Regions from separate parts of the Homo sapiens genome. Here region 2 is linked to region 1. A link is an interaction called in ENCODE POLR2A ChIA-PET data of the cell type or tissue named here. Cell type or tissue: A673. All regions are shown on one strand. Each heading gives the region's core, and the rest is flanking DNA. Links, peaks and the distances in the headings are about the cores only. Region 1 overlaps LOC100507336 (a long non-coding RNA gene). Region 2 has its middle 15 kb from the start of PXDC1.

Evidence for each region. Peaks named below come from ENCODE experiments on the same cell type or tissue, not always from the same donor. Only the 100,000 strongest peaks of a DNase experiment are listed, where the experiment ranks them.
Region 2: POLR2A ChIA-PET joins it to region 1 with 6 read pairs; 2 of 35 experiments call an interaction of 5 or more read pairs at or near these places.

What each region holds. Positions count from the first base shown.
Region 1 is chr6:3,685,735-3,702,208 of GRCh38, reverse strand. All of the region lies in intron 1 of LOC100507336 (a long non-coding RNA gene), which reads left to right. It also overlaps the pseudogene TOMM5P1. Among named protein-coding and RNA genes, the nearest start is that of PXDC1, 58 kb to the left of the region's middle. In A673, for the core only: no CTCF peak of the experiment used is centred there; no DNase peak of the experiment used is centred there.
Region 2 is chr6:3,758,206-3,774,679 of GRCh38, reverse strand. No RefSeq gene overlaps it. Among named protein-coding and RNA genes, the nearest start is that of PXDC1, 15 kb to the right of the region's middle. RefSeq lists a silencer at 4,271-4,565 and an enhancer at 13,314-13,827. In A673, for the core only: no CTCF peak of the experiment used is centred there; a DNase peak (open chromatin) is centred at 8,269.

The DNA.
Region 1 (16,474 bases), core at 7,013-11,012:
ATCCTGGGACTATATATGCTAGCCCCTTTCCGGCATCTTGCGACCCTTTCCCTTCACTTTTCTTTTAGCGTGGGCTGCCTGCACGCGGTGCCCTCTTTATGCTTGGGAGGTGAGCATGCCCAGTGTGTTGACTAGAGTTGTACACATGCTCATCTGAGACTTTCTTACCTATCCGGAGGAATGCCCCTGAAGATCACGTCTCTTAATGCACATGTCCTAGCTCACTCGCTGGATTCATGAGATTTTATTGGAGGCGTCTGATTCCCAGTCTCAAGTGTTTTTATATACTGGGAAATTGCCTTTCCCTGGTGCCTGCAACCAATTATCACCTTAGTGTGACAGCTGTGGGCCATCAGGAAATTGCCTTTCCCTGGTGCTGTCTGTCAGCTCTCATTTTTAGAGAGGCAGTGTGGCAACTGCCAAGCCATCACCTGATGGTCCCCTGACATTTCTGGTGGGCGGGTGTTGGGGAGCCCTCTCCTGCCTTGCTCATGCCTGGCTAGCTACCTATTGTAACACTGGAAGGGCCTGGGGTACACCGGAGGAACTTGCAGAAGTTGGTCAGGGAAAGCTGTGGCTAATGGCAGGGCCAGGAAGGGGACCCACCTTAGCAGCTCAGATTCCCTTTGCACTCGAGCCCCATTCTCTCCCCATGCATGCTTCCTGTGTTATTGATCCTTCAGGTCTCAGCTCTTTAAAAACAACTAATGTTTATTAAGAGCATACTCTGTGGTGAGAACTATACACACATTTTCTCATTTAATCTTCAGAATAACCCATGAGTTGGGTAGCATCAACCTCATCACCTTCTTCAACTCTTTCATTTTTAAATGAAGAAATTGAGCTCAGTGGTAAATTTGCTTGCTTGAGATCATGTAGGTGGAAGGATTTGAGCCTGAGTCTGACTCCGATTCCAGGGCTCCATTCTTAACTTCCTCACTCTCCTATCCCTCTCAGACCATCTTGGCCAATCTAGGTTGGGGTGCGGGTACCTCCCTCACTTCTGCCAAACCAGTGCTCTGCAGGTGGGGACTAAGGGGGCTGAGGAAGCTGACAGTCAGCCCTGTGCTCCCCTGGGGGCAGGGGTTGGGAGACACCTCTTCACTCCGAGAGTCCTGCTTGTCAAGCTCTGGGTCCACTCAGAGGGGGTGCCTTTTCCTGATTTGCACAAAGGCACTGCATGGGCATCATGCTGTCCTGAAGGGATTGTTACTGGATTTGTAATCTCTCATTACTCATCATTCTCTCTAAGGACTGCTAGCTCCTTAACAGCAGAGACTGTGTTGTATTCAGCTCGGGCCTCCTGTCCCTAGCATCCAGAAGGAACTTCATGCACAGTTGTTGAATGAGGAGTGGCCAATGAAGAAAGGCATTAGCACCTGGGTGTAGGTGCCTCACCCCTGTCCCTGGGTGCAGTGCATGCTGACTTGCACCTGCGCAAAGGCCCTCAGAAGAAGGGCTGACATTTCACAGCTCCTTTTCTTGTTACCTGTTACCTGGAAAGAAAAGTTTTAGATTTTCATGGACTGCCTTCATGCAACTTTGTTCATCCAGAAAAGTGCTGCAAAAATGATAAAAAGAGGGGTTAGCTCTGCTTACAACTGCAGAGCTCCTCATCTCATAAACAATATGAACAGGCCCCTAGTATTGAAGCTTTTCTCTCCCCTAGCTATGGAAGTGTGTTATTTAGCCTCTCCTGGCCTCAGTTTCCTTACCTCTGAAATTGGAATAGTAATGTCCACCTCATAAATCTATTGCAGGGGTTAGAGGAGGCAACCCACGCGAAGGGTGTAGGATAGGACCTGCTGCAAGTTAAGCCACATGGTAGCTGCTAGCTTTGTGTGTGACTGTAACTTCATTATTACTGTGTGGAAGTCATGGACTTTGAATCCAAGATGCTTGCTTTTTGGACGAAACTGATACAGCAAAATAACAACAATCCATGGGTTACAAAGTGGGTGAAACAGACAAAAAAGGCGTGGTAGCGGAAGTGAGGATGGGAACCCTGGGGCTCAACCTCAGCTGGGAAGGCTGAGGGATGTGGGTTTAAGCTGGATCTGGAGGGATGGGTAGAAGTTAGGTAGACTGAGGCAAGGGGAATTCCAAGTGCAAGACCAGGAATGAAGAGGCGTGAAGGGGATGGAAGAGAGATGTATTCCCCAGCCTCTCAAGCTCATCAGTGGGTCTCAGCCTAAATGCCACTCCTCAAGCCTTCCCTGATCCCTCCATCTGGACAGCCCCCTTGTTATATGCCCTTACATTCTGGCACTAATGCTCTGACACCAGCTGGGTGTTCCACAATTAGTTCAATTCTGATACTATCTTAAAGTTAGTGCAGAGCCCCCAAATTAAAGGGCACAGCCCCAATAAGACTGTACCCATTTCAGATGACAGGTACACTTTGGGGGTCCCAGGCCACTTGCACTTCTACCTGACTTGGCTACAAATTCAGGGGTTCCCACAGTCCCCAACTCAGTGTCAACAGTTCACTAGAGTGACTCACAGAAATCAGGAAAGCTCTGTGCTTATAATTACAGTTTTGTTACAAAGGATACTGATGAGGAACAGCCAAATAAAGATGCATAGGATGGGGTGGGGAGGACAGAGCACCCAAGCCCTCTCCATGGAATCCAGGTGCTTCTTCCTCCCAGCACATTACTGTGTTTGTGACCATAGCACCAGCCCAAAGTAGGCCTATTCTGTTGATAACAGGACGCCAAGTCACCTTGTAGGCATAACAGAGTGAAAACTTCAAGTCACATAGGCCAGGCATGCGCAATAGAAAAAGGTTTGACCTTTAACAACACCTGGTACAAGGATTCGTCTCTGGGGAACCAAAAGACTGGGAAATGACTGGAACCTGAATGCTGGAGCTCTTTCAAAAGGGATCTGTTGGCCCAGAAGATCTGGGACTAAAATCCTTACTGTAAATGGTTTGTTTGAAGTTCTCCCATCAGACTCTGCCAAGTCAACATTCCTAAATCCTTTCTCTTGCCCTCCCAACCCTTAGAACTTGCCCCAGATCCCAAATCAGTCAGATAGATATGAACTGCATCTCCTGTCTCCTTGCTGGCTGGTCTTGCAATAAAGCCTTTCTTTTCTCAAAAGCTAGTGCCACAGTATTGGCTTCCCATGTGTGTCAGGCAGCAAGTCCATTTATTCAATACCATCTTCACCAACCAGAAAGTTCCAATGAGCTTTGGTGTCTAGAGTTTTTATTGGTGTTTCATGATGTAAGCATGATAGATTGAATAATTGGCCACATAGTTGAATTCAATCTTGAGGCCTCCATTCCCTGGAGGTTGGGCAGCTGGAAGTGCAACCCTATAATCACATGGTTAGTCTTACTGGTGGCCAGCCCCCATACTGAGGCTATGTAGGGGCCCACTGGGCATCACCTCATTAGCATCACAAAGACATTCGTATCATTCACAAAACTCCAAGGGTTTTTGAAGCTCTGTACCAACTAAGGACAAAGGCTATATATATATATTTTTAAATTATATTACAGTTCTTACAGCACTTTTCATGGCTGAAATACATTGTTTTTGCAGTTAAATATTTAATATGTATTTATCCAATAGACTATAAGCTTCAAGAAGAAAGGGACTTTGTTGTTTTTGCTCCACTGTAACCTTAGCATGTAGCTCAATTCTTGGCAAGTAGTATTTGCTTTGATTGATAGATCTGATTAGAATATTCGAATAATGGGTGTAAGAGTTAAAGAAAGAGAAAAGAAACAGGAAAAGCGGCTCAACAGTCAAAGACAGGTTTATTTTGGAGAATAAACCTGAGAGGGGCATCTGGCTGATTTTGGTCAGGAGCACTCTCTTACAGAGTAGGAGTATTTATTGGTTTTAGGGTGAAAGAGCTTATCACAGGCTTGGAATATTTCTGTGTGGAGAAGTTTATTGTGGGGTTGGAATGTCTCTGGTCGGAGGCGAGGTTATCTTGGGGCTGACGTCTCTCCGGCAGGGGGGAGATTATCTCAGGGCTGGCATGTCTCTGGTCAGGGAGGGGTTTAATCTTAGGGTTGGAATGTTTCTGGTCAGAGGTGTCATTTGTGGTTTATGGTCATGCTGACCTTAGCCATTAGGCTGATGCATTTTGGATTTAGGTGGTTTTTGATCAAGGGTAACTTTAAAATGGTGGTGCTTGTCTAAGATGGCGATGCTCCTGCTCTGTCAGTGGGGAAAATTAAAGACTAGAAAGTTATATTGGGACAGTGTAGAAGGCCTTACATGCTCTATGGCCTTAAATGTTTCCAGCATGTCTCTCACATCATCTCAGTAACTGCTGGGAAGGCACCGCTGGGAAGGTTTGTAGAATCACCTAGGCCTGCCCTGGCTCCATGGAAGCCTCTCTGCAGCATGAGTCTTATGAAGTCTGGGAAAAGGGCATGAGTGGAATGGATGACTCAACATTCAACTGCAGTAGGGGGGTGTGAACTCATTGCTAAATTAAGGGAAAAGGGCCAAAAATACAAAATGTGGTAAGATTTGTCTCTCATGTTTAGCAGTCTGAGAAGGGCTTAAAATATTTTTTTGTTAGAGTGCTGGTGCCTAGTAGACAGGGGGGTAGGAAGACAAGCCCTAGTCCCTACTGAGCATCACTAGACCAGAGAAGGGAAAGAGGAGAGGCTCCGAGGGGAGGAATTCAGGCTCTCTAAAAGAAATTAACACCTGAAAGGCTCAGTTCATATTTCCATCATCCCCTGCTCATGGCCAAGTCAAAGAAAAAACTGATGTCTAGTCATGAAAACAGCAAAGCGTGAAGTGGGAGGATGATGGTGTCCTGTGTGGCAATGGGAGACAGGACAAATTCAGAGCACTCAGTACTTCCCCTCTCTTTCTAGAGCAGAATGTAGGGGTTCTAAGTGTTCAGATACAGGTCTTGATTCTTTATTTTATCTGCTTCTGTGGCCCTGGCTTTGTTGTCTAGAAATAATCAAAGATCATAGGATATTTCATTTGGAAGAAACTTCAAGGCTGTTATTTGTAACTTCACTGAATTGCAAGTTCCCCTCAGGTCCAATCTCTGCATGAAGTGTAATTCAAAGGAACATAAGCCCAGAGGAATAGTGAAGAACTGTGCTGTAGGCTTTTTAAAAAGTGAGGTCCTCATCCAAGGGGTTTGCATAGTGTGCCACCAAATAAGCATCTCAGAACCTTCTCTGGATGTTACTCTCCTCCAAAGTTCCACACCGGGGCTGGGACAGCCCCTGCATCTCTCCCTCTTCCCTTTCCCATGATTTCCCACTGCCTCCCTGCTCTCCTGATTCCCTTCCTGCTTCTCTTCCATCTCACCGTCTATCTCTCCCCTACTGGCGGGGACCTTCAGGGCTCTGCTGCTGGCTCTGTGGTGGAAGCTCCCTGGGGTGTGCAGGCCTTCAATAGCACTGAAAGCTTTTCTCCAAGAAATTCTTATTCATTATTTCTGGTGAGCAAAACTCACCATCTGCGTATTCTCCAGGGCAGCTGTCCCAGTGCTGGGTGTGTGGCAGGTGCTGCCTAAACACTGGCTGGCTGCAAGGAAAGGCTATTTGTTTTTTTTTGCATAAGATTCCATTTCACAATCATCAGAAGCCTGCCTGCATTTCATGGGCCCATGAAATTACTTATTTTATTCCAGAGAAAAAAGACACGCCATTTCTGTGAATTGAGGCTCTCCTTTTGAGTTCTTTGATTGTTTTCTTTTGGGTCCCTCTGTCCATCATGCGGGGAGGGTCCCTATTTTGCTGAGGTTAGAAGGAGCACCAGCTATCTATAGACATTTTTAAAATGTCTATAAATAAAATTTAAAAATTTTTTAAATGTAATATTTAGAGCAAGATTTAAAATATTTGAACACTAAAATAGAAAGTTACCTTACAATCTCTACCTGATCATCTATAATTTAGTAATGACTGATGAGCTGAATCATATTTTCTCAAAGTATCCTTTGGCCCCTTTTCCTTTCCCCAGGCTTGAAGAGCTCTTTCTAATTACTTAGCCTTCAATGTTCCTAAATGTGCTCCTCCCCTTTTGTTTCTCCCCTGGTTCTCTGCTCTCCCACTCCCCACCTGGCCTTTTGGAGACTGGGATTTGCAGAAGCTTCATCATGCATCACATTTTCATGTTCAGTTTTAATGCCTCAAATGAGTCTTTTCAATCCCACAGCTCTTTAACTCATCCTGTATTAATGAGTGCTCTTCTCTTTATAACTCCTCACCATTGTTCCCCAGCTGGAGGAAGGAGCCGTCCCTCTGCCTGCGCAGCTAGCTGCAGGAGAAGCCCACAGCCACTGCATCCTCCCACCAGCAGCCTAAACCCTCATGGTTAGCTTTGGCACTACCAGAAGTTTCCTCACAACCACAAACTCTGCCTCCCTTAAAAAAATGTTTTTGAAATTGATGCATAATAGTAGCATGTATTCATGGGGTAGATGAGGTTTTTTTTTGATACATGCATACAATGTGTAATGGGTAATTGGCATATTCATCACCTCAAACATTTATCATGTTTGTGTTGGGAACATTGGGTGCAAAATACAGTTAGAAGGAATAGGTTCTAGGGTTTGAGAGCACAGTAGGGTGACTATAGGTAACAAGAATTTATAGTACAGTTGACCTTTGGACAACATGGGAGTAGGGGGAGGGCCAACCCCCTCGTGCAGTTGAAAATCTGTGTATAACTTTTGACTTCCCTGAAACTTACCTAGTAATAGCCTACTGTTCACCAGAAGTTTTATTAATAATGTAAATAGTCAGTTAACACATTTCTTCTATGTATTATATACTGTATTCTTACAATAGAGTGAGCTAGAAAAAAGAAAATGTTATTAAGAAAATAAGGGTGGGACACAGTGACTCATGCCTTTAATCCCAACACCTTAGGAAGCTGAGATGGGAGGATCACTTGAGCCCAAGAGTTTGAGGCCAGCCTGGGCAACACAGCAAGACCCCAGTTCTACAAAAAAATGGACTAAATTAGCTGGATGTGGTGGCATGCACCTGTAGTTCTAGCTACTTGAGAGGCTGAGGTGAGAGGATCACTTGAGGCCAGAAGTTTGAGGCTGCAGTGAGCTATGATCACACCACTGCCCTCAAGTCTGGGCAACAGAGTAAGACCCTGCCTCTAAAACAAAGAAAATCATACGGAAGAAAAAATATATTGAATATTTATTAAGAGGAAATGGATTATCAGAAAGGTCTTGACCTTGTCATCTTCACACTGAGTACAATAAGGAGGAGGAGGACAAGGAGGGGTTGGTCTTGCTGTCTCAGGGGTGGCTGAAGTGGAATAACATCTACTTACAAGTGGACCTTCACAATTCAACACTTGTTCAAGGGCCAACTCTATATTTCAAAATAGCTAGGAGTCAAGATTTAGAATGTTCCCAACATAAAACAACCTTTTTAGTTTGAAATAATTTTAGACTTACAGAAAAGTTTTAAAAATATTTCTTAGAATTCCTGTACACCATTCACCCAGACTGCCCTAACATTAATGTCTCTGTACCCAGAGTTCAGGGACCAAAACTATGAAATTAACATTAATACAACACAATACTAAACTATAGTCATTATTCATATTCTCCCAGTTTTCCAGCTAATGCCTTTTTTTTCTGGTCCAGGATCCAATCCAAGATTTCACCTTGCACTTGGTCTTGCCTCCTTGGTCTCCTCCAGCCTTAGATGGCTCTTCAGTCTTTCCTCGTCTCTTATAACCTTGGCGATTTTGCAGAATTGTAGGTTTTTTCCTCTCGATTTGAGTTCATCTTATGGTTTCTCCTCATTAGATGGAGGTTATGCATTTCTGAAAAGAACATTACAGAAGCAATGCACTCTGCTCAGTCCATCATATCCAAGGGTGCGTGACTTCAATATGTCTCATTACTGGTATTAACTTTGCCAACGTGGCTAAGGTCAGGTCTGCTGGACTCCTCCATTCTAAAGTTTCTATCTTTCCCTTTGTAATTAATAATAATTGGGGGTGGGGAGAGATACTTTGAGACTATGAAAATATCCTATTTACCCTGAAACTTTGGCTCAATCTTGTTGACATCCATCAGCAGATCATGTCTGCAACAATTACTGTGGTGTTCTAAGAGTGATTTTCAGCGGCAGCTGAAGGCTGGTGAGTCAGAGCCACAATGTTTCAGATCCAGGGCTTTGCGCAGAAGCTGGATATGGAGGAGATGAAATGGAAGTTGTGTGAGGATGTGATCTCCTCCATATGGAACTTCCTCATCTACATGGCCCTGCTGCAAATCATTCCTTTTATCTTAAAGAAATTACACAGCATATGAATATTGAGTATCATATGTGAATGTATAATATGCAGAACCTGGTTACAGTTTCTACAACTCTCTGCAAGCAAATAGGCCCAGAAAACTGTAAGAGACTCTTTAATGGTTGGGTATAAAAATTCTGCTTCTTAAGAACAAGTTTGGCTCAGCTAAACTTGTTCTCAGCCAAAATATAAAACTAATTATAGCTAAAATATGAAACTATTGAGAAGTATGAAAAGACATCTTGTGGTCAGGGTGTGCTGTTGTGCTTGTGACATTTGGCCTCTGTCAATGTTGGTATAATTGTAAATAATGTCAAACTCCATTTTCTAGCATGTATTAATAATAATTAAGGGAACTATGTCTGAAATGGCACTTTTTTTTAAAAGAAAACAAGTTTTATTTTTATCACCAGAACATTCTGATAAAAATATTATGAGATTAGCTACCTTTATTCTCTGGGCCTTGACTGTCCGAGGCCTGCCCTAGAGCGCCTGCACGCTCAGCTCCCTGAGGTAGGTCTGGAGGGAGAGCCCCCACTGCCGCCTGCCCTCGGCCAGGATACCTCTCACCTCATGTCCCCTCCTCCAGACCCCCACAGTCCTGGATGCCCCATAGCAGCCCTACCACGGCTGGCAGAACTGTGAAATGGCACTGTTTTGTCAGACATTTCTGTTTACCTTTTTACTTCTGTACGAAGTGTATTTGTGGAGTCCCTTACAACCAGTCGTGTTTTATGGAAGTCAGCACACAACCACAATGCTATTTAAACACAGGATTATTAGTCTGTTTTTTTTTTTTTTTTTTTTTAAACAGAGTCTCACTCTGTTGCCCAGGCTGGAGTGCAGTGGCGTGATCTCGGATCTTGGCTCACTGGAACTTCCGCCTCCTGGGTTCAACTGATTCTCCTGCCTCAGTACAGGTGTATGCCACCACACCTGGCTAATTTTTGTATTTTTAGTAGAGACAGGGTTTCATCATGTTGGCCAGGATGGTCTCAATCTCTTGACCTTGTGATCTGCCCACCTCGGCCTCCCAGAGTGCTGGGATTACATGCGTGAGCCACCACGCCTGGCCTAGTCTGTTTTTAATGAACATACCAATTAAGAAAAAAAGTGTTTTTCTGTTTCATTATTCCTTGACTAATTGGAATTCTGTAAGGAAGAGCTGTCTCTCTAATATTTATTCCTTTAATTATGTATTTATCAGTATAGGTTTCTGGATATCGACTTTATCCTGTGGGTTATAATTTTGTTGCTCAAATTGTTTCCTCTTTGGTCATTGGTTGCTCCTTGAAGGAGTTCCAGTGTGCTTTTGAGAAATCTCATCCTTTTTTGAGCATTTCCTTATTTTTTGGCATTTCAAGACACTCCAGGCACTTTTTATTGTATATTCCCTGCCCCAGCTCTGGAATCAGCCACTTCTCCGTGGATTCTTGGTTCTTTTTATTGAAGAGTGGTATTTTGAAACCAAGATCTAGACACTAGATGTATTCATTGCCACAGAGGTGTCAATGCTTTCAGGCCATTTAAGCAAACACAGCTAGAAGTAAATGCATGTATACTAATCCATGCATATTCACATTGATATTTATCCCTCTATTTATATTTATATTTAAAAAACGCGAGTTTATACTGATACCTTCATAAATCCAACACCATAGGGTTTATTCTAGCCTTTTCCCTTTCTTTTCTTGTAATCTTTTAAAAGTTATTATTGTGGGCTGGGCACGGTGGCTCATGCCTGTAATCCCAGCACTTTGAGAGGCCGAGGCGGGAGGATCACAAGGTCAGGAGATCAAGACCATCCTGGCCAACATGGTGAAACCCCGTCTCTACTAAAAATATAAAAAATTAGCTGGGCGTGGTGGCACATGCCTGTAATCCCAGCTACTCGGGAGGCTGAGGCAGGAGAATGGCGTGAACCCGGGAGGCAGAGCTTGCAGTGAGCCGAGATCCCACCACTGCACTCCATCCTGGGCGACTGAGCGAGACTTTGTCTCATAACAATAATTTTCTTTTTTTTTTTTTTTTTAACTGATCCATGTTGTCTCTTCTTCTGTTCAGAAGTTTAGCTTTGTGTTGTATTAGTAAAATATACACCCAGTCATTTCCTTTGTAAACATCAAATCATTTCTATGTTCTTCTTTTCAAAGCTTGGAGTTATGAAAGTATAAAATTCAAGCTCATTAAGCACGTAAACTTTAAGATACATTTTAAGAAGCATAAAATACAGAATTTCTGAGTGGTTTCTTCACAATATCTTCAGTGGATATTTGCCCCTAAAATCACTTTTTATAAGAACAATAAAGAGAACAGGAAAAATAGCCTGATATATTGTTTCCTTCTCTGATCTGTTCTGTCTCACTAAGCTACCAATAGCACAGCCCTAAAAAGTAATTCGAGGAGGTTTTTAAGTTCCCCTTATATCCTCTGAAAAGCAACCCAGATAAACATGAGCTCTAAGTAAAAACATTGTTCTTGGGATTCAAACTCAAGATGACAGAATAAACTGCTGCAGGAAGCGTCTCTCATGACTCCATAGATTTATCCTTTTTTTTTTTTTTTTTTTTTTTTTTTTTTTTTTTTTTTTTTTTTTGAGACGGAGTCTCGCTCTGTCGCCCAGGCTGGAGTGCAGTGGTGCGATCTCGGCTCACTGCAAGCTCCGCCTCCTGGGTTCACGCCATTCTCCTGCCTCAGCCTCCCCAGTAGCTGGGACTACAGGCGCCCGCCACCACGCCCGGCTAATTTTTTTGTATTTCTTTTAGTAGAGACGGGGTTTCACCATGTTAGCCAGGATGGTCTTGATCTCCTGACCTTGTGATCCGCCCGCCTCGGCCTCCCAAAGTGCTGGGATTATAGGCATGAGCCACTGCGCCCGGCCCCATAGATTTATTCTTAAAACATGTTTAGGGGCAACTAAAAAAGCTGCCAGGTACCAGAAAAAAATAGAAAATCTACTTCACTGAGTGAGAGGCAAAATTGTATGGCACATAAGTAACTAAACTGGAAATACATTATAGGAGGTGGGGTTGTGATGTTACGGATTAGGGACAAAGTTTTAGGAACTCCTGATACTAGGCTATTCCAAGAAACCTGGAGCCACAAAAAAAAAAATTGTAATTTTGTATATGAATTGAGACTAGGAAAACTCTTGAATATGACCTATGATACAATCAGGAAGCAGGTCTCTGGCCCTGGGCTGTTGGCGAAAATTAAATCAATTGTTAGAAACTGGAAGCCATAACTTCTGCTGAGTGTTGATATGTGGCTAGAATTCTTAACACTATCTATACAGGGTCAAGATCTCTAACAGAAAACTATTCCAGTTCTGGAACAGTTTCAGAGGCAATGGGGAAACACTCCCATAGGAAGCCCTTAGCAACTCAGGGTACCTGTGAGACCTTTGCAAAAGGTATTCCTATTGAAGATGAGCTCACAGACAAAAATTACGAGGCAGATAAGGAATTCATATCAAACACTGGTACAACAATGTTAACTAACTGCACAATAAATATGAGAAAAATATACAAAAGAACCATGGATAACAGAGCAATCAGAAAATAACTTTTAAACAAAGGAAGGAATAGAATATAATAGAACATAAAAAGGAAAAGAACAATGGACTTAAAAATTAGCCAAATAGAAATTCTAGAAAGATAACTTGTGGCCACTGAAACAATAATCTTTCACAGACAGGTTGAACAATAGCTTACATGAAACTGAAGAGAGAATTGATTAACTGGAAGGTATAGCTGAAGAAATCATCTAAAACAGAACACATTTGTGATAAGAGATATAAAATACAGAAATAAAAATAAAAGATGTGGAGGATAGAAATTAGAAGCCCCAGTATTAATCTATGGGAATTCTAGAAGGTGAAAACAGAGATAAATAGGAGGAGCGGGGGTCAAGTAGAAAATAGCTGAGATTCTAGAACTCAGGACAGGACTCCTAATGTCAAAAGCTGTGCCAAATTCCAAGGGAAACAAACTAACAAGCAGAATAACACAGATGAAGTTATGGAAAGCCAAGGAAAAGAAGTTTTAAAACTTAAGAAAAAAACTAGTGAAAAAAATTTTTGAAGAAAGTCACAATCAGATTCCTCATTAGCAATTACAAATGTCAGAAAGCAACACAATGATATCTTCAAAGGGATAAGAAAGATAATTGAAAACTTAAACTTTTGTAACTAGCAAGTCCATCATTCAAGAGGGAGGGTAAATTAATACATTTCAAATGAATAAAATCTAAGATTTGACTACTCACTGAATCCTTGCTCAAAGAACTACTAAAGGATGTACTTTATCGAGAAGAGATGTGAATCCACAAAACAGTCTGCTGGTAGATTCACATAAAATTGGCTCTTAAACTTTTAATCATAACTCACTCTGGAGGGAAAGTTTAAAACATGATGAAATGTTAATACTTAATAACACATGGAAGGGGAAGGATGGAAGGGGCTTAGATGTCCTTGCCTTTTTGAGAATTAAGACAAACATATTTATTAGCTTGTTGCTTTATTTAAAATATAAATTTATGAATACATGTCAAAAATGTCATAACTACAAAAAATGGAGACTAAATATTTAACCTCAAAAATTATAGAAGAAAAGAAGACTTGATACAATAGAAGGCAGGAAAAAAGAACAAAAGGATAAGAGGAAAAAGTCATGGTAAATAGAAAACAAAAAAGTAGGTGGTAGAATGAATCCAAAAGTATTAGCCATCCAATAAATGTAAATAAACTCATCTATTTCTAAATAAAGACTCTGAAATTGGATGAAAAAGAAAATTGAGCCCATTGATGTTGCAAGAAACACCAAAAATTTAATAATCCAGAAAGACCATCACTAATTCAAAGAAAAGTGACATAGCAAAGTTCATATCAAAAAACAGAATAGAAGGAGAGCACTAATAGGATAAAGGAAGTTATTAATTAATGGTCACAGCCACACTCCAACATGAAGATGTGAAAGTAGTGAATCCATATACCTTTGAAACACAGCCTGAAGTATCAAAACAAAAATGGACCCAATTACACAGGGGAATGAATTGACAAACTCACAACGATAGCTGGAGATTTTAATGAACATGCCAGACACTGTTAGTTGCCCTCTTTTTTCACTTGCTACCAGAACATCATTCTCGGGGTGGGGGAGTCACTTGCTCCAGGAAGGCCTTGAGTTGGCATTTAGAAGTTCCTACCTAGAACTTCTAAGGCACGTTTTTCTTTGTTTCCCCAAAGATGTGTTTTACATGGACTGTGTTGATTTTTTTCCTTCCTCCTTATATAGCATTAAGAAGAAAAGAAAGAGCACTTGGAGGTCTGCTTGGAGATCCCTGAGGTTTTTCACAGGCACAATGTCCTTATTTGGGAGCCTCAAAATACCAGACTAACATTGCTCAAAGCAGCTTTGGGAAGAGGGCAGGTGTCTGAGATGCTGAGAGGCCAACTGAGCAGTTTTTTAGCTGGAGCCATGGGCCACACCAGGAACAAACCACTGGACCAAATTGACTCAGGACACCTGCTCTGGACCCAGTTTCTTCTCATGTCTCCTCACCCCTAACTCTGCCCACCACCTCCCACTTCCTCTCTGTTCCCCATCCCATCCCAGGTTTGTATTTAAATTTCTGCATAATGCATGTTCTCTGCATGTTCTGAAGTACTTTCCATCAAGTCCTTCATTTTAAAAGTGTTTCTTTTAAATGAAGCTGTGCATAACCTCTTTTTGAGGCTCTCTTTGGCTTTTCTTGCACAATTTTAAATTGACCAGGTCTACTTGCAAAAATAGACACTTTTTCTGCTCTTTGTTCTAAGTCTCCTTAATTTTGCTTCTCACATGGCATTTGTGCTTCAGTGAAACTTACCTCTGAGCTGTTGCCATGGTAACCACGGGTCTGCCTTAGTGAAACAAATCTGTGACATGTAAATAAATGGGGATCAGGGCAATGTATAGCAACTTTATTCACTCTATGTCTTACTGGCAATTTGTCATATTAAAAGCCACCATGATATTTGAATGTCCTTCACAGGTTTAATCAAATTAAATTTCCATTCATACAGAATACACCCTGGAATCAGGTACTATGGCTAAGGAAATCCATCGGTTCATTGTTATGTGTTGTGTTAGCTAGCTCCCAAGAGGAGAAGGCTAATACATCCTGGCTTCCCATCCTGGTAAGCCATCTATCCCTTATGCAATTCCCTTCCTCATTTTACTGGGGTTGGTCTTTGTGATCAATGCAATACAGCATGAGGAATGGAATGCCACTTCTGATATTAGGTTACAAAGACTGTGGCTTCCATCTCTCTCATATCACACACTTTGGGGAAGCCAGATGCTATTGCATGAGGACACTGAGGCAGTCAATGGAAAGTCTCATGGGACAAAGAATTAAAGTCTCTGGCTAATAACCAGTAAAGACCTGAGGCCTACCAACAACGATGCTGCCTGGCAGCAGGTCGCCCAACAGTTGAGCCTTCAGATGTGACTGCAGCCCTGGCCGACATCTTGACTTCAACCTCATCAGAGGCCTGGAGCCAGAACTACCCAATAAACTCCTCCTGGATTCTTGACTCACAGAAACTGAGATAACAAATGCTTGTTTAAGCTGCAAGTTCTGGGGTACTTTGTTTTGCAGCAATGGATAACCAGCACACCATTTTAAATTACAACAACATAAAGATATCACAAAACATACTTATTACCAAAGGTAAATTTAAAGTAATTTGATCTTTCTTTTGTTCAGGAGATACTTCTAGATCTCACAGTCTGAGGCTTATCACCATGAACGCTTAGTCTCCCCCACCAGCAGACTAATGGCTCCTTGCGAGTGGAGTGGGGACTTGTTCACTGGCACCCCTATTGCCAAACCCATGCTTGGTACATAGCGCATGCCTGGTGACTATGTCCCGAGTTGTTGACTTGACTGCACGGTAGGATCCAGGCATAGGCTCTGTGGCAGAGTCCCCACTGAGCCTAGACCAGGCTCCGGAAGGAGCTTTCCTGAATGAATTCTTTGCATTGTCTAATTGCCTATTTGTCTCTATTTCTTAAGAGTTAATAAAAGGGAATGAATTATTCATACACAGCAACAACATGGATGAATCTTAAAATAATTGTGCTTAGTGAAAGAAGCCAGACAAAAAAGATTACATACTGTATGAGTTCATCTACATATAATTCTAGAAAAGTCAAACTAATCTATAGTGACAGCAGATCAGTGGTTGCCTGAGGTGGGAGGTGGGGAGAGGGTGAGATTATAAGGGGCATGAGGAAACATTTGGGGACAATGATTATGTCCACTAAGAAAACCAAGGAGCAGGTGGGTCTAGAAGCATCTCCTGTCTCCGAATCCTGAGTTCTCTCCACTCTACTGTCATCCAGCCATTGGCTTCCTGCTGCTTACAAAAGGTCTTCAGCAGTATCAACAAAAAAATATTTTTTAAACAGAGAAGGAATTAGCTCTACTATGGCTTTCAATTGCTTAGATTCTGATGAAATGGAGATGTGCTTGCCCAATCTGAGTTTGTGCCGTGTCACAGATAAAATGGAGCTACTCAGCTGCTTAAACACAGAGGCTCCACTGCAAAGCCGTTTTAGCAGATGGGCCTTAGTACCCCAGCTGTCTCTCCACTGCCTGCGCCTTAGGCACTGCCCATGTACCTCTTGACCCCATGGAGCTCTTCGACTTCCTAGGGTCCCTATGCCCCTTCCTGCTAAGCATAGAAAAGGACATACAAAGGCTGCCACTTTCCCCAAGAACAATGAAAGTGTAAAGCAGGTAGTGTCTCCTCCGCTTGATTGAAATGGTTTCCTTTCTCTCTGCATTCTTCTTTTAAGCAGACTTTTTGAGTTCGGTGGGCACCTCTTCAGAGGACTCAGGAAGTTAGACTCCCTCACCAACATCTTTGCCTTTCAGACACACCCAGCTCAGTTCCCCCTTCTTTACCCTTCCTGTCTCCTTTCTTTTACTTGGATATTCATGTCTTTTGTATGAGGTTTGGCTTTCTCACTTTGGGGTCAGAGCAACCCAAGTTAAAGTCCTGGCTCCAAATGACCTTAAGTGTTAACACTCCTAAGGAAGCTTTAGCTTCCTGACCTGCAAAATGGGGATTAATAAGCTTGAGCTCAGAGGATTGTTATGAGAGTGAAATAGGATCGTGCATGTAAAGTTTAGTCCACCTACAGCTTAGATGC
Region 2 (16,474 bases), core at 6,256-10,255, 73 kb before region 1:
CAAGGTGGAAGCATCACTTGACCCTAGGAGTTGGAGGCCAGTCTGGGCAACATAGCGAGACAACAAAAAATTAAAAACAAAAATTAGCCATATGGGGTTGTAGCTACTCAAGAGGCTGAGGCAGGAGGATACCTTGAGCCCAGGAGTTTGAGGCTGCAGTGAGCTATGCTCGCACCACTACACTCCAGCCTGGGTGACAGAGCCACATCGTCTCTAAAAAAAAAAAAAAAAAAAAAAAAGGCCAGCCACGGTGGCTCACACCTGTAATCCCAGCACTTTGGGAGGCCAAGGCGGGCGGATCACTTGAGGTCAGGAGTTCAAGACCAGCCTGGCCAACACGGTGAAACCCTGTCTCTACTGAAAATACAAAATTAGCCGGGCATGGTGGCGCATGCCTGTAATCCCTGCTACTCGGTAGCCTGAGGCAGGAGAATTTCTTGAACCCAGGCGGCAGAGGTTGCAGTGAGCTGTGATCACACCACTGCACTCCAGCCTGGTAGACAAAGCAAAACTCTGCCTCAAAAAAAAAAAAAGAAAAAGAAAAAATAATGTCAAATTTGTCAGAATCAAAATGGAGTCACTTGTGTCAAACCCTGACAACATGGCGGTGGGAAAAACCATGAAGGAAGGGTTTTCATGCACAATTGTCTGATAACAAAAAGTATCACACATACACAAAAAAACTGCTCAAATCAGGCCACTGCAACCTTACACAAAAAATAACTTCTGTGAGGAAATCTGCCCAGCAACTGCCTTGGACTGATGCCACCCTTGTTACTGAACCATGTAGCCAAGGATAATTGTTTCAGTACAACTTATGTAACCCTCATTTTGCTTTTAAAAGCACTTGTTTTCCCGCGCCTCTCTGAATATGCCCATAGTTTATCACGGCACACATATTCAGCACTGTAATGCCCATTCCTAAATAAACTCATTGTCTTTGGAGAAACTTCCTGTTATTCAGACTCACACTCATGTAAAAATTAAACTATGTTAAATAGCACAAGCCACTCATTAAGTGAGAATGCATCAAATTATGATCATTAATATGACATTCAAAACACTTTGGAAGACATCCTTTAATACACTGATCTAAAGATACTAACATTAAGATAAGGTGTGCTCAATGGCACGTAAAAATACTTTATCTTAAAGGAGAGTTTTCATATCATACTTTGCGTGAAAGAGGTTCACAGGCCACTTTCGAGAAACAGCATCTTTTCTTTAACTCGATCATCAGAAACACACAGTATCTTGTTGAACAGAGACTTCAGGTTCCCACCCAAACCCACAAAACAGTATGCAAGAGAAATGCCAGGCTCCTCTCGTTTTTGAGACAGAGTCTCGCTTCTTCACCAAGGCTGGAGTGTAATGATGCCATCCCGGCTCACCGCAACCTCCGCCTCTCCGGTTCAAGCAATATATCCTGCCTCCGCCTCCCCAATAGCTGGGACTACAGGAATGTACCACTGCATCCAGCTAATTTTTGTATTTTTAGCAGAAAGCAGGTTTAACCCTATTGGCTAGACTGGTTTTGAACCTCCTGACCTCCAGTGATCCACCCACCTTGGCCTCCCACCATGCTGGGATTACAGGAATGAGCCACAGCGCCCCGCCAGACCCCCATATTTTTAATAAGCACCCAAAATTATGCTGATGAACCTGGTGTAGCAAACACCTATCTTGTTACAACGCAGATCTAGTGTGTATGTAATTTGTGGGTTCTTGGTCTCACTAGCTTCAGGAATGAAGCCACGGATCCTAACGGTGATAGTTCTTAAAACGCAGTGTATCTGGAGTTTGTTCCTTCTAACATTCAGATGTGTTGGACAGTTTTTTCCTTCTGGTGGGTTCGTGGTCTCCCTGACTCAGGAGCAAAGCTGCACACATTTACGCATGAGTACCACAGCTCTTAAAGGGAACATGTCTGCAGTTGTTCTTCCTGGTGGGTTTAGTAAGCTCCCTGGCATCAAATATAAAGCTACAGATTTTCATGGTGGGTATCATACCTCATAAAAGCAGTATAGCCACAGAAAGTAAGCAGCAAGAACTTATTACAAACAGCAAAATAACAAAGCCACCACACTGCATACATAACACCAAGGAGACTCACAACTAGCAGCTCCGGCAGCCTGCTTTTATTCTCTTATCTGGCCCCACCCACATCCTGCTGATTGGCCCATTTTACTGAGAGCCGATTGGTCTGTTTTACAGAGAGCTGATTGGTCCGTCTTGACAGGGTGCTGATTGGTGCCTTTACAATCCCTGAGCTAGACACAAAAGTTCGCCACCTCCCCACTAGATTAGCTAGATACAGTGTCAATTGGTGCATTCACAAACCCTGAGCTAGACACAGAGTGCTGATTGGTGCATTCACAAACCTTGAGCTAGACACAGAGTGCTGATTGGTGTATTCACAATCCCTAGCTAGACATAAAGATTCTCCAAGTCCCCACCAGATTAGCTAGATACAGAGTGCCGACTCGTGCATCCACAAACCCTGAGCTAGACACAGGGTGCTGATTGGTGTGTTCACAAACCTTGAGCTAGACACAGAGTGCTGATTGGTGCACTCACAATCCCTTAGCTAGACACAAAGGTTCTCCAAGTCCCTACTAGACTCAGGAGCCCAGCTGGCCTCACCCAGTGGATCTCGCACCGGGGCGCAGGTGGAGCTGCCCTCCAGTCCCGCGCCGTGCGCCCACACTCCCTCAGCCCTTGGGCGGTCGGTGGGACCGGGCACCGTGGAGCAGGGTGCGGTGCTCGTCGGGGAGGTTCAGGCCACGCGGGAGCCCGCGGCGGGGCGGGGACTCAGGCATGGCGGGCTGCAGGTCCTGAGCCCTGCCCCGCGGGGAGGGCGCTAAGGCCCGGCGAGTAGTCGAGCACAGCAGCTGCTGGCCCAGGTGCTAAGCCCCTCACTGCCCGGGGCTTGCGGGCCAGCCAGCCGCTCCGAGTGCGGGCCCGCAAAGCCCACGCCCACCCGGAACTCTAGCTGGCCCGCAAGCGCCGCGCGCAGTCCCAGTTCCCGCCCGTGCCTCTCCCTCCACACTTCCCCGCAAGCCGAGGGAGCCGGCTCTGGCCTCGGCCAGCCTAGAGAAGGGCTCCCACGGTGCAGCGGCGGGCTGAAGGACTTCTCAAGCGCGGCCAGAATGGGCGCCGAGGCCGAGGAGGCACCGAGAGCGAGAGAAGGCTGCGGGGGCTGCCAACACGCCGTCACCTCTCACTAGGGGCAGAAAGAAGCCGGAATAGCATGTTTGCTGGCAGGGGAAGGAACTGGCTAGGTAGAAGGAGGCCAGATCTGAACGTAGTCCTGCCCTGGAAGATCCTAGAAAGCTGGGGTAAAGACAAGAAAGCCAAAAGGGATGAAGGTTTAGGCGAGGCTTAAAGATGCAATGCAGTAGACCCAATTACTTCTCTCAGATGTGTCTCTTATTATGTGACCTTGGAAAGCTACTGACCTCAGGTTCCTTGTCTGTATAATGGGGATTTAAAAAAATCCATGTCCTCAGATTGCCATAAGGATTAAGTAAAATCATCTAGGTAAGGTATTTAAACCCAAAGCAGCTAAACATAAACTGGGAACCCAAAGAGAGGCTGAGAATGGTTCTGAAGAGTGATTTTGGCTGTCTTTGACCTGTCTTACTGACATCATATTTTGTGAAACTACCTACCTGTATGTTTTCCTGTTCTTTTAGGGATGGACAATTTCTTCATAAATCCCACCAGTCTGGGATCCCATGTCATTTCACTAGGCTGGTCCTTCAATAATTAAACAGTCTCTCCAAGCCTGGAAATTATTATTTTTTTTGAGGTGGTCAAGTTGGAGCATTTAGTGAATAAGACTAGACAATGCTGTGTTTTTAACATAGTTTCTGCAGGATTTTCTGTGTGAAGATGATGTTCTAGAGAAAGGGAGTTTTATGTTGCCAACCTCTATTAAGTGCGCAAAGAAGTGAGGTTGGGGGTTGGGAGCTGCACATGCTGAGATCTTTGATTTAATTCTCACTGAAAGCAATCTTTAACATCTTTCCACGATGAAAATGTAATTGTTAGCTAGGCTTACAAATTGGAGGCACAATTCTAAAGACCATAGAATAACTCACTGGAAGCATGCAAGCTGGTAATGAGATTAGAGGCTCAACTCTGAGACATCACAGGGAATAAAATATATATTCAAATGCCCTCCTGTATCTTTCAGGAAGCCAGGGATGGGCTCCCAGTGCAAATAGATGTTATGCAAATACAGTGTGCATATATTAGAGAAGTGATGAAAAATAGAAAGTAATCTTGAGACCTCCCTTTTCCTTAAAGAAAAGATGTGGCTGTTTCTGAATTGCTCCCCTCCAAGGACGCCTCTGCCCCCTCTCCGCCTGGCTGGCTTTGCAGAGGTTGAAGGGAAGACCTGGGAAGACACATGCAAATGAACCCCGCCGGGCTGCTGGGCAACGAGGGTGCTCAAGATGCAAACTGAGCTGCAGCAATAAAGTCAAAAGGAGGAGAAAGAATGAAACGGTGGTTTTCATCTTTATCCCTTGTCGTTAGGCATGGTTCTTCTCAATCTATTGTTAGACTTGATTGTGTTTCCGTATCTCTACTTGCCTTTCAGACGCAATGCTCTTCACTGCTTAAAATGATTAGTATATTCCAGCAGCAATTCCTACAGCAGAAGTATGCCGCATGGTGGTAATTCTTTGTGTCAGAAGAATGAAATCGGGAGTTTGGGACATTCCTGTTCATAAAGTTACATATCCATGGGTTCTGTCTCCTTGATGATTTTTTCTCTCTAGTCTATATTCTGACTAAAATCCAGCATGAGAATTGTGTAAGCGAATTTCATAAGAAGAACATGAGTCATCTGCTATGAGAAATCCAATGTGCCATTTAAAATTTACTAGAAAGGTCTAAAACCAGTGCCTTTCAAATCGTGAACTCACCTGGGCTTGGTGGTGCGAGTCTGTCGTCCCAGTTACTCAGGAGGCTGAGGAGGGAGGATTGTTTGAGGCCACAGTGCACCATCAACATGTCTGGAAATAGCCATTGCACTCCAGTCTGGGCAACACAGGGAGATGTCATCTCTAAAAAAATGTTTTTTAATATTATGAACTCAATCTGTAAGTGAGCTCGTTACCATGAAGAAAGTTTCCCTTTAAATGGGTGAGGCTGGGCGCGGTAGCTCACGGTTGTAATCCCAGCAATTTCCGAGGCTGAGGCGGATGGATCACTGGAGGTTGGGAGTTTGAGGCCAGCCTGGCCAACATGGTGAAACGCTGTCTCTGTTAAAAATACAAAAATTAGCCAGGCGTGGTGGTGCATGACTGTGATCCCAGCTACTTTGGAGGCTGAGGCATGAGAATCACTTGAACCTGGAAGGTGGAGGTTGCAGTGAGCTGAGATGGCGCCACTGCACACCAGCCTGGGCGACAGAGCAAGACTGTCTCAAAAAAAAAAAAAAAGGGGGGGTGAGATTCTCAGCAAACTATCGCAAGGACAAAAATCCAAACACCGCATGTTCTCACTCATAGGTGGGAATTGAACAATGAGAACACATGGATGCAGGAGGGGGAACATCACACACCGGGGCCTGTTTTGGGGCGGGGGAATGGGGGAGGGAGAGCATTAGGAGAAATACCTAATGTTAAATGACGAGTTACTGGGTGCAGCACACCAACATGGCACATGTCTACACATGTAACTAACCTGCACGTTGTGCACATGTACCCTAAAACTTAAAGTATAATTTAAAAAATTTAAAAAAAAAAGGGTGAGAAAATGGGGAAAGTAACAAATGGTCTGATGTCTGGGTGTGACCCCAAACCTTATTTTCCAGGTAGCATTCTCTAGAAGGGATAGAAACCATGGCCACCTAGTGAGTGTTAGAGACACTGTGCAGAGCTCACATTGATCTCAGTCAGGGATGCAGTGGTGATTGCTGACAATATACCACTAAAATAATGGCAAAAACCGCAATTACTTTTGCACCAACCTATACAAACTTCTTCTACTTTGAAAACAAAACTGTGGTGGAATTAAATATTGATGTGTGAACTTATCAGCGATTACCAGATGATCAGTTTCTAGAATATCATCTTTCCTTTCCCACAGTTGCCAAGAGCCTGATGATTCATGATCTCTTAGGCTAACAAATCTAAATTTCAAAAAGATAATAGAAACCCTGACCACTTAGTTACTTCCCAATGCACAGAGTACTTGCTTATCTTTTTTTTTTTTTTTTTTTTTTTTTTTGAGATGGAGTCTCGCTCTGTCGCCCAGGCTGGAGTGCAGTGGCGTGATCTTGGCTCACTGCAACCTCCGCCTCCCAGGTTCAAGCAATTCTCCTGCCTCAGCCTCCCGAGTAGCTGGGATTATAGGCGTCTGTCACCACATTTGGCTAATTTTTGTATTTTTAGTAGAGACAGGGTTTTACCATGTTGGCCAGGCTGGTCTTGAGCTCCTGACCTCAGGCGATTTGCCTGCCTCAGCTTCCCAAAGTGCTGGGATTATAGGTGTGAGCCACAGCGCCTGGCCTTTGTTTATCTTTAGTTAAGAAACAGAGTATAGAAGAATTCTCTGCTCATATTGATGCTGTTCTTACTCTATTTGCTAGCTGGTAATAAAAATATGTTGAAGGAATGAGTGGTGAAAGGATGGAAAAATGTGGATAAAGAGGAACATTTGCAGGGAAATAACATATTACAGTTACAGAATATATGTTTATTACAGTTGGATCAATATATTTTTAAAAAAATGAAAAAAATATGTGAAAAAACTGCTTAATTGGGTAAAGTCATAGGTTTTGCGTCTGGATTTATAATTAGCAAACTGAAAAAAAAAGACAACTTCCAGATCCCCAATAAAGTTACTGATGCATTTAGGAGTTTCATTTCCTTAGGAAGTGTGCTCATTCATAACATGTTGTCATAGAAACTTTTTTTTTTTCCTGAGGCAGACTCTTGCTCTGTCTCCCAGGCTGGAATGCAGTGGCGCAATCTCAGCTCACTGCAACCTCTGCCTCCCTGGTTCAAGCAATTGTCCTGCCTCAGCCTCCTGAGTAGCTAGGATTACAGGTGTGCACCACCACGTCTGGCTAATTTTTGTATTTTTAGTAGAGAGGGGGTTTCACCACGTTAGCCAGGCTGGTCTCGAACTCCTGACCTCGTGATCCACCCGCCTCATCCTCCCAAAGTGCTGGGATTACAGGCATGAGCCACCGTGCCCAGGAAGAAACTTTTTAAAAGTGTTGTTTTCCAGCCATTTTGTTGTTCCACTGAACGGCCTGGGAGAATACCCTCCAAGTACTGGGTTAAGAAGAGAGAATACCAAAGTCCCCCACACCTTTGCTTCCCTCCTTCCCACGCTCCCCAACTAAGAGAACTGTGTGTTCGTCCTTCCTCAGACAGAAGATTTCCTGGAAATACCTTTTGTTTGAAAACACTGACTGTGCCTCACAGCTCAGAGCTAAGAAAAGAGGCCAAGTCTGGCTATTAAGGAATAAACCTTGTGAAGCAGGCGTTGGTGGAAGACACTGTCCGCTTCCTGTACAGTGGAGAGTCTGGGATAATTTGGGATATGGGCAAACATGTTCACCCACCTTACTAAAATGTGCTTAACTTGATATTGATATGAAACAGTTATTAAACATTTGAGAATGGCCTGAATAATGTGCGCCGGCCTGTCCGTTTTCCTGTAAGTCTCTGATTTGAAGGAGGGTATTCCCAGATGTGGTGTCGTTGTCCCCTGGTCAGCCACCCTTCCTCATTTCTTACACCTCATGAACGAAAATGAACAGCCACGGCCACAGGCAAGTGAAATCCATCGGCTATGCCCAGTTTCTCCCCAATATCCTTAGCTATTAATGTCACTCATTTTTTGGAAGCCACTTCAAATCCTTTTTGGAATAAAATAGTTATTATACATCATTGAGCAGTAGGTGTGCAGTTGCATTCCAGGAGGAATTACATTTCTTCTCATGTTGGACTCAACATCACTGGAATTAATTCATTAGAAAACACTCTTTTCAATTCCATTTTCTCTCGCTTTGAAAAATACAGACTAAGTGTCAAACTTGTTTCCCTGAAAGGGGCCAAAAGCAGCAAAATTAATCACCAAGAGCTATTTTCATTGAATATAAAGTTACATAAAGGCCTCTGAAGACCAGACAGTGTTTAAACTATATGCGGGTGTGGTTATGGATGTGAAATATGTGGATAGCATGTGAGCGCTGGCTACATGCCCGAAGCATGCCCACACAGCCGCCTGGGCAGACGAGCTATCTCAGAGGGATTGTCTTTAAGCAAAACCATCTGTCACTGTGGTCCAAAAGGCGCGGCATGAGCTCTGCCACAGCAGCGACTTTGGGGTTGAGCCTGTCTCTGAAATGCAGTGTACTGGCAAACTGAGAAAACAATCTTACTTTCTGTCAGACTGGGATTTGCTGACGCTGAACTTGGAGTGGAGTTTTAGAAGGAGTATAATCAGCATCAAAAGAGATGCCAGTCTGCTGAACTTTAAAATAGGTTATTAACAAAAAGCAAAATCTGCAGAGTAGTCTGCGATTGCATAGCTTCCAAAGTATAGCTGTGGTTTAGCCCAAAGTTGGTCATCAGAACTAGCACTGGTTTCTAGAATATATACAGGGGGATGGGGGTAGGAGTAGCAACAAAGATCTTCAAGCATAAACTTACACATACACATACACACACACACACACACACACTCCTTGCTCAGAGGTCTATATAAGCATTATAAGTAACTTTAATTATTTTAAAAATAAGGAAAAGCAAATGTTCCAGTTATTCTTAGTTCTTCATCAATCATTGACCCAAATTGGATGTTTTCGGAAAGCAGTTTATATCTCCTTATAAATGTATTTACTTATTTTTTGAATCTTGGCCTTGTGACTTCTGCTCTGGGCTGAGGTCAGGTCGTTTTGAGTGTTTGAGTTAGAGAACCCCTGGGAAAGGAACTTCAATTATTTTTCTGTCTGGATGAGTGTCAGAACAATTCATCATAACAACTGGTACGAATGCACGTAATTCTGTAAAAGTCGCTCCTTGAACCAAGACATTGGCATTTGTTCCATTGCCTTGAACTTTTTTTCTGGTTTCAGTTCACCAAGCCCTTTTTGCTTGGGCAGAATTTAAGCCCCGTGGGTGAGGTATACACAGTCACAAGACAATGAGTAGCAACAATTCGACAATTAGCTGAAATACTTGGGAGGTGCAGACAATTAAGGTAAGTAATTTGGGCTGCACTTGGAAGCAAATATTCTGGCCAACTAGAGAGAAGGAGAGAAGGGTAAAATAGAGGCTTTCACTGAAATGCCCATACCTGCATTGAGCAAACCTGGGTGAACATATAAATACACACAAAAGCCAGAAGGGAATCAGGACGTGATTATTTGTTTCAGACAGAAGGGTGACGTGGGACTCTAATGTTCTCTTGGCTTGTAGTAAGGTATCTTCAAACATCATCTCGATGTAAATTTTCCCCCACTTCCTTAGACTAACCTTCAAGAAGAATTAAAATTGTGTCAGTGATAAAAGGAGAAGTAAGCCAGGGTTTCCCATCCCCCAATAATGCTCTTGAGATTCTAATAGAAAGGCCACAGGAGGGAGGAAACAAGAAGTTTACCCTGGAAAGAGAGGAAAGGAAGAGCCTAAAGTCACTGGGAGGGTGTGGAAGGGAACATGGTGGCAGGGGTGGCTTTGGAGGTGGGTGGGGAGGGACTTGGGAATGGAGAGGGCCGACTGGCAGCCAGCATACACCAACCACCACCTCATGGAAGCCAAACCATGTCTGTGGATCATGCATTGCAGGCAGTGAGAAGCTGCTTGTCCTGTCCTCATTGGGCCAGGCCCTCCAAGGGCACCCACCTGCCCACTGCCTATGGATGGTATGCCCATCTCTGCCCAAACACCTCGATGAGCCCCCTCACAATGGCCTCATGTTACTTGCCTTGAATGGCTCAAACCATACAATTCCCTCCAAAACAGCATACAATTCCCTCCAAAACAGCATGGGTCCTTGCTATTCAGAAATGCTGTTGGGGACAAATCCAAGCCCCCTTATGTGGGTAAGGCTAAGTGGTGAAATATACCACCTGCTACAAATTCATGTCCATTCAAATAAATGTATAGAAATTTAGTCAAACCATATCTTTCCAGGAGCCTCTCCGCTCCATCAGGTAAGGGACAATGGAATTCAGCCTTGGTTTTCTGAACCAACAGCTCTTGCTCACCTAGTCCTAAGTGGCTGAATGTGTGATCAGATTGAGGCTGCAAAAAATGAACAAGATGCTGGACACATAGATATGAGCAGATATCAAATGAGGTAGACATCAACCCAAAACTCCCTCCACAACTCCTTGAATGAGGCTGAAGGACCTCAATCCCTTTTTCACACACTCACGGAATAAAATCATGACTGGGTACCAGTCTAGAAAGTCTCTATGTTATGTGATACTACTCATGCAAATACAGTCAGGACAACATCTCTGCCCTGCAGGGCATTAATGATTTTACAACCAACATTCACTATAGTTAAATGATCACTCAAGTCCTTTTCAGCTAGAATGTTAAGTGATTCTATTAAGTTTACTTGAATATCTATCTTGGGGCATTTGGGTGTAAAATGCAATATTCTGGACTTAATTTGCTGAGGGGCTGTTGTGTGTTTTGGTGAGGGGCATGCAACAAGCCAGGGCGTCTCAGGAATAAGGAGGCTTTAGAAACAGCTGCTGCCACACTCGTCAACACCCTGTGGATACTTCCATGAAGCTATATTACAAGTTCATGGCTCTATGAACTTGTATTACATACAAGACACAGTGTTGATTAATTTTGGTTCTTTTCCTTGACCTTCGACTCAGTGAATAATAACTAGTTTGGGACTAATTTTAATGTGCTTGATAAAAAAATCATAGCCACAAATGTTTAAATAGTATCTGAGCCTTAATATCACTGTGAGAATGTCAGCAGAAATAAATGGTTTCTCAAGGCAGACAACAGGTTCTTAAAACCATGTTTAGATTATCTTTATTAAAAGGAGTAGAAATATAAATATTATCCCTCTCCAACTTTTACTTGGGAAAATTTTCAAATATTCAGAAAAGTTGACAGAATAGTATAATAAAGGCCTAAATCCTTTCTCTTAGATACAATTATTCACGTTTTGCTATATATGCTTCCTAGATTTACCCACTTAATTATTTATTTATTTATTGTGAAGCCAGTTGAAAGACAGTTTTAACATCACACTTCATTACTGAGAACTTCAGCAAACAAAGCCTAAAAACAAGAACACTTCCATTACAAAATACCATTATTGTACTTAAGAAAATAAACACAACTTCTGAAATATCATTTGTATCCTGTTTATATTTAAGTTTTCCCAGTGGTCTAAGACTTATTCTCTATGCTTATTATATAGTTTCATTTTTATGTACTAGGAGTGACTTCACTGACACTTGGCTTCACTCTGTTGTCAGAAAGCAGGACTTGAGAGGCTATTCTAATACTGAAATTACCATGTTGGTAAATGCACTTCTAAAATCAGTTACTTGGAGGCGTTTTATTTGAGAACAAAGTTTACCTGGCAGGATCATTAGAAATCTACGTTGGTGAACTGTCTATATGTATAGGCATATAGCCAACAATTAGCAAATGTTACCTTGAAATTTTCTCAGCCCAGATCACCGTGGAGCAACCTTACGGAAGACGATGTTGGAGTCTTGATGTCCTGCTGTTCATGCATTAGAACAGCTCCCCGTCTACTGGAAATTTCAGTTGAAGATTCTCTTCATCCCATGACCAGACAGACATAAGATGTTCCTCAGATGTTGTTGTGAGGATTATCAGACTCAGACAAGAATTTTTACGTGAAAGGATGTCCATTCTACAATCCGAGTGCTCAGTTGCCACTTTTAAAAGCACGTGGAGGCCGGATGCGGTGGCTCACACCTGTAATCCCAGCACTTTGGCAGGCTGATCACCTGAGGTCAGCACTTTGAGACCAGCCTGAACAATACAAAAATTAGCTGGGCATGGTGGCCAGCGCCTATAGTCCCAGCTACTGGCGAGGCTGAGACAGGAGAATTCCTCGAACCCGGGAGGCGGAGGTTGCAGTGAGCCGAGATCGCACCACAGCACTCCAGCCCGGGAGACAGAGCGAGACTCCGTCTCAAAAACAAACAAAAAAGCACGTGGATACGCCCTCAACCAACAAGACAGGATACCTGCACTGCCCCTAGCCAGAGAACACAAACTTCACCATTTGCTCCTCTCAGGACACAGCAGTCTACAGAACAGAAAAAGGCCCTCCTCACAAGATTTACATGCTAGTGAGGATACAGGTCATGATACACGTTATCACGACGTTCACTCTGAAAAAACACAAAACACGTTGGGAAAGAGAATGACGGGCAGGTGGGCGGGGGGAGTGACCTCTTTCAGGTGGGTGGCCAAGAGCCCCTCCAAGGAGATGGTGAATTCTAGATGAGGGAGGAAGCCATTTGGGAGTGTGTCCAGAATTGATGGGTTTTTGGCCTCACTGACGTCAAGCATAAAGCCTCAGACCCTCACAGCAAGTATTACAGTTCTTAAAGGCGGCGTGGCTGGTGCTTGCGGTTAAGTGTTACAGGCCCTCAAAGGCGGCATGGCCGGAGTTTGTTCCTTGACATTCTGATGTGTTGGGTGTTTTTTCCCTCTGGGGGGGTTCATGGTCTCACCAGCGAGGAAAGCTGAGGACCTTCGTGGTGAGTGTTACAGCTCGCAAATGCACCGTGAACCCAAAGAACAAACAACAACAAAATTTATTACAAAAAGCAAAAAAACAAAGCTACCACAGCCTGAAAACGGACCGTGGCGGCGTGCCGCGCTTGCCTCAGGCAGCCTGCCTTTATTCTCTTATCTGGCCCCACCCACATCCTGCTGATTGGTCCATTTTACAGAGAGCCGACTGGTCTGTTTTACAGAGAGCTGATTGGTCCATTTTGACTATTTTGAGCCTCGGGGAGGCTCGGGAGGCGCAGGAGCCCACGGCGTGGGGGAGGCTGAGGCATGGCGGGCTGCAGGTCCCGAACCCTGCTCCGCAGGGAGGCAGCTAAGGCCCAGCGAGAAGTCGAGCACAGCAGCTGCTGGCCCAGGTGCTAAGCCCTTCACTTCCCCGGGCCGGCGGGGCTGTCGGGGCCGGCTGGTCGCTCCGAGTGCGGGGCCCGCCGAGTCCACGCCCACCCGGAACTCGCGCCGGTCCATAAGCGCCGCGAGCAGCCCCGGTTCCCGCCCGTGCCTCTCCCTCCACACCTCCCCGCAAGCTGAGGGAGCCGGCTCCGGCCTTGGCCAGCCCAGGAATGGGCTTCCACAGTGCAGCGGCGGGCTGAAGGGCTCCTCAAGCGCGGCCAGAGTGGGTGCCAAGGCCGAGGAGGCGCCAAGAGCGAGCGAGGGCTGTGAGGGCTGCCATGCCGGTACACTGTCACTTCTCAGAAGGACGCAGGGCAGAGTTTCAGGCTGGCTCTGTCACCCATGCTGGAGTGCAGTGGCATGATCTTGGCTCACTGCAACGTCTGACCCCTCTGAGTTCAAGCGATTCTCCTGTCTCAGCCTCCTGAGTAGCTGGGACTATAGGCGCCCGCCACCATGGCCAGCTAATTTTTGTATTTTTAGTAGAGACGGGGTTTCACCATATTGGTCAGGCTGGTCTCAAACTCCTGACCTTAGGACCCGCCTGGCATATCTAGGAGGAGTGGACTAGAGAATGTAGGAATGTGAGGGATGAGATGGAAGACTGGGGGGACGGCGTCAGGCGTAGGCCATGTAGAGGCCTTGCAGGTCAGGCGAAGGTTTTGGAGTTTAACTCTTGAGTCAGGAAGCGTTGGAGGGAAGCCATTTCCAACCCACATTTAGTAACTGAATGCACTTCGATGGTGTGCTTATCCATGGACCAATTTTCCTCTGCTCCTTTTTCTCTTCTACATTTTCCTAGGATCTAAATTCTAATTTATGCATTTTTTTATTGTATATATTTTGGCAAATCATCTTAAATCTTTTGTGGAATCAAATAAGACACATCTGTATCTACATATTTATAGCTATGTCCCTATCTATCCATGTGGTAAAAATTTTAAAGTTATATTACTTGTTTGGGGCTTATATTACTGGTGAATATGAAGACTGATGTCTGCTCAACACATGTCAGAACAAAGTTCAGGCACAGAAATTTTATTTCTATTCAGAATATAAGAAAATGCTGAATCAAAGTGTAACAATGATCTCTTATTGAATCTAACCATACAAAGGGATCCCATGTTTGTCGTAATGTAATAGTTCCAGAATAAATATTATTGGCAAGCATTATGTCACTATGTCTCGTCAATGTTGATCTCAAAATATTTCAGATTTGAACTCCAAACTTTCCTTATTTTTCATACATAGTTTCCACAAACAAGCTCACTAACTCTGCTCATGATAGCCTATAGAAAGTAGGCTGAGTGAATGTCTCAATGCGCTAATGAATGTAAAAAAAAAAGTTTAGCTTCAACTCCTAAAATAAATCACTTCATGTATTAATGCATTCATACCATTAGGGAAAATACAGTGGGTTGTGGAGCAGGTACAAATGCTGTGACTGTCCATAGGCTGTTTGCTGAATAACCTCACAGCTTACGTATTTAAGAATGTTTACTGGAATGCCAGTATGTGAAAAGCATAAAACTCCAGCGACCCACCCTCCGTCAGTCCATAGGATTATTTGGTTCTGTGACTAATGTTGATCATCTTGGGTTTTCATTGATTCTTAGGAGTCCGGGTGTTCAAAAACAGCAACTTAAGTTTAGCAAATAGCTCAGTGGCAGCTTAGGCCTTGAGTCACAAATTCCATCCTTAGAAAGCCAGCAGCATGAAACATAATTCATATTGGCAAGAACTTGCAGAAATCAGAAAGTCAAGAATGAGGCTGGGAGTGCTTTGGAGTAGCAAGGCTGAGAAGGAATACAGATAAAAACATTCATAGAGAATTCACATTGCTGAGTGTCTCGGTGGTCATCTGCAGTCCCCCCTTCTTTGTAGTTAAGCAAACAGTGAGTACAAGTGATGGGCCATGGCCACACAGATAGTTCATCTGCAGTGACAAGAGAAGTGACCATGGAGATAATTCAGAGAACTTGCTTAGATGAATTTTCAAATTACTGCACTAGTGCTTGTTCATTGCATTAAATTTGGAAAACACGGAAGTACACAAAGTCAGTAATCCTATTCTTGAGAGATGATCACCATGAACATTTTACTATGACCCATTTGAAGATGGTTTTTTTTTAAGATGATTTTAGGCCTAGGATATAGTGTCTGGAATTGGTGGGTTCTTGGTCTCACAGACTTAAAGAATGAAGCCACAGACCCTCATGGTGGCATTCATAGTTCTTAAAGACAGCATGTCTGGAGTTTATTCCTTTTGGTGGGTTCGTGGTCTCACTGGCTTTAGAAGTGAAACTACAAACCTTGGCAGTGAGTGTGTTACAGCTCTAGAAGGCGGTGCATCTGGAGTTGTTCGTTCCTCCCGATGGGTTCATGGTGTCACCGGCTTCAGGAGTGAAGCTGCAGACCTTCACGGTGAGTGTTACAGCTCATAAAGACGGCATGGACCCAAAGAGTGTGCAGCACCAAGACTGATTACAAACACCAAAAGAACAAAGCTTCCACAGAGTGGATAGGACACCGGAGCAGCCTGCTTTTATTCTCTTATCTGGCCCCACCCACATCCCTGCTGTTTGGTCCATTTTATGGAAAGCCGATTGGTCTGTTTTACAGAGCTGAGGTCCTTTTTGACAGGGTGCTGATTGGTGCCTTTACAACCCCTGAGCTAGACACAAAGGTTCTCCACGTCCCCACTAGATTAGCTAGATACAGAGTGTGGACACAAAAAGTTCTCCATGTCCCCACTAGATTAGCTAGACACAGAGTGTTGATTGGTGCATTCACAAACCCTGAGCTAGACACAGGGTGCTGATTGGTGTGTTTACAAACCTTGAGCTAGATACAGAGTGCCGATTGGTGTATTTACAATCCCTTAACTAGACATAAAGGTTCTCCAAGTCCGCACCAGACTCAGGAGCCCAGCTGGCTTCACCCAGTGGATCTCGCATCTGGGCCGCAGGTGGAGCTGCCTGCCAGTCCCGCGCCTGTGTGCCCACACTTGTCAGCCCTTGGGTGGTCGATGGGACTGGGCGCCGTAGAGCAGGGCGCGGCGCTCGTCGGGGAGGCTGGGGCAGTGCAGGAGCCCACGGCGTGGGGGAGGCTCAGGCATGGCGGGCTGCAGGGCCCGAGCCCTGCCTCGCGGGGAGACAGCTAAAGCCCGGCGAGAAGTTGAGCACAGCAGCTGCTGGCCCAGGTGCTAAGCCCCTCAGTGCCCGGCCGGCGGGACCTGCTGGCCGCTCCGAGTGCGGGGTCCGCCGAGCCTACGCCCGCCCGGAACTCGCGCTGGCCCG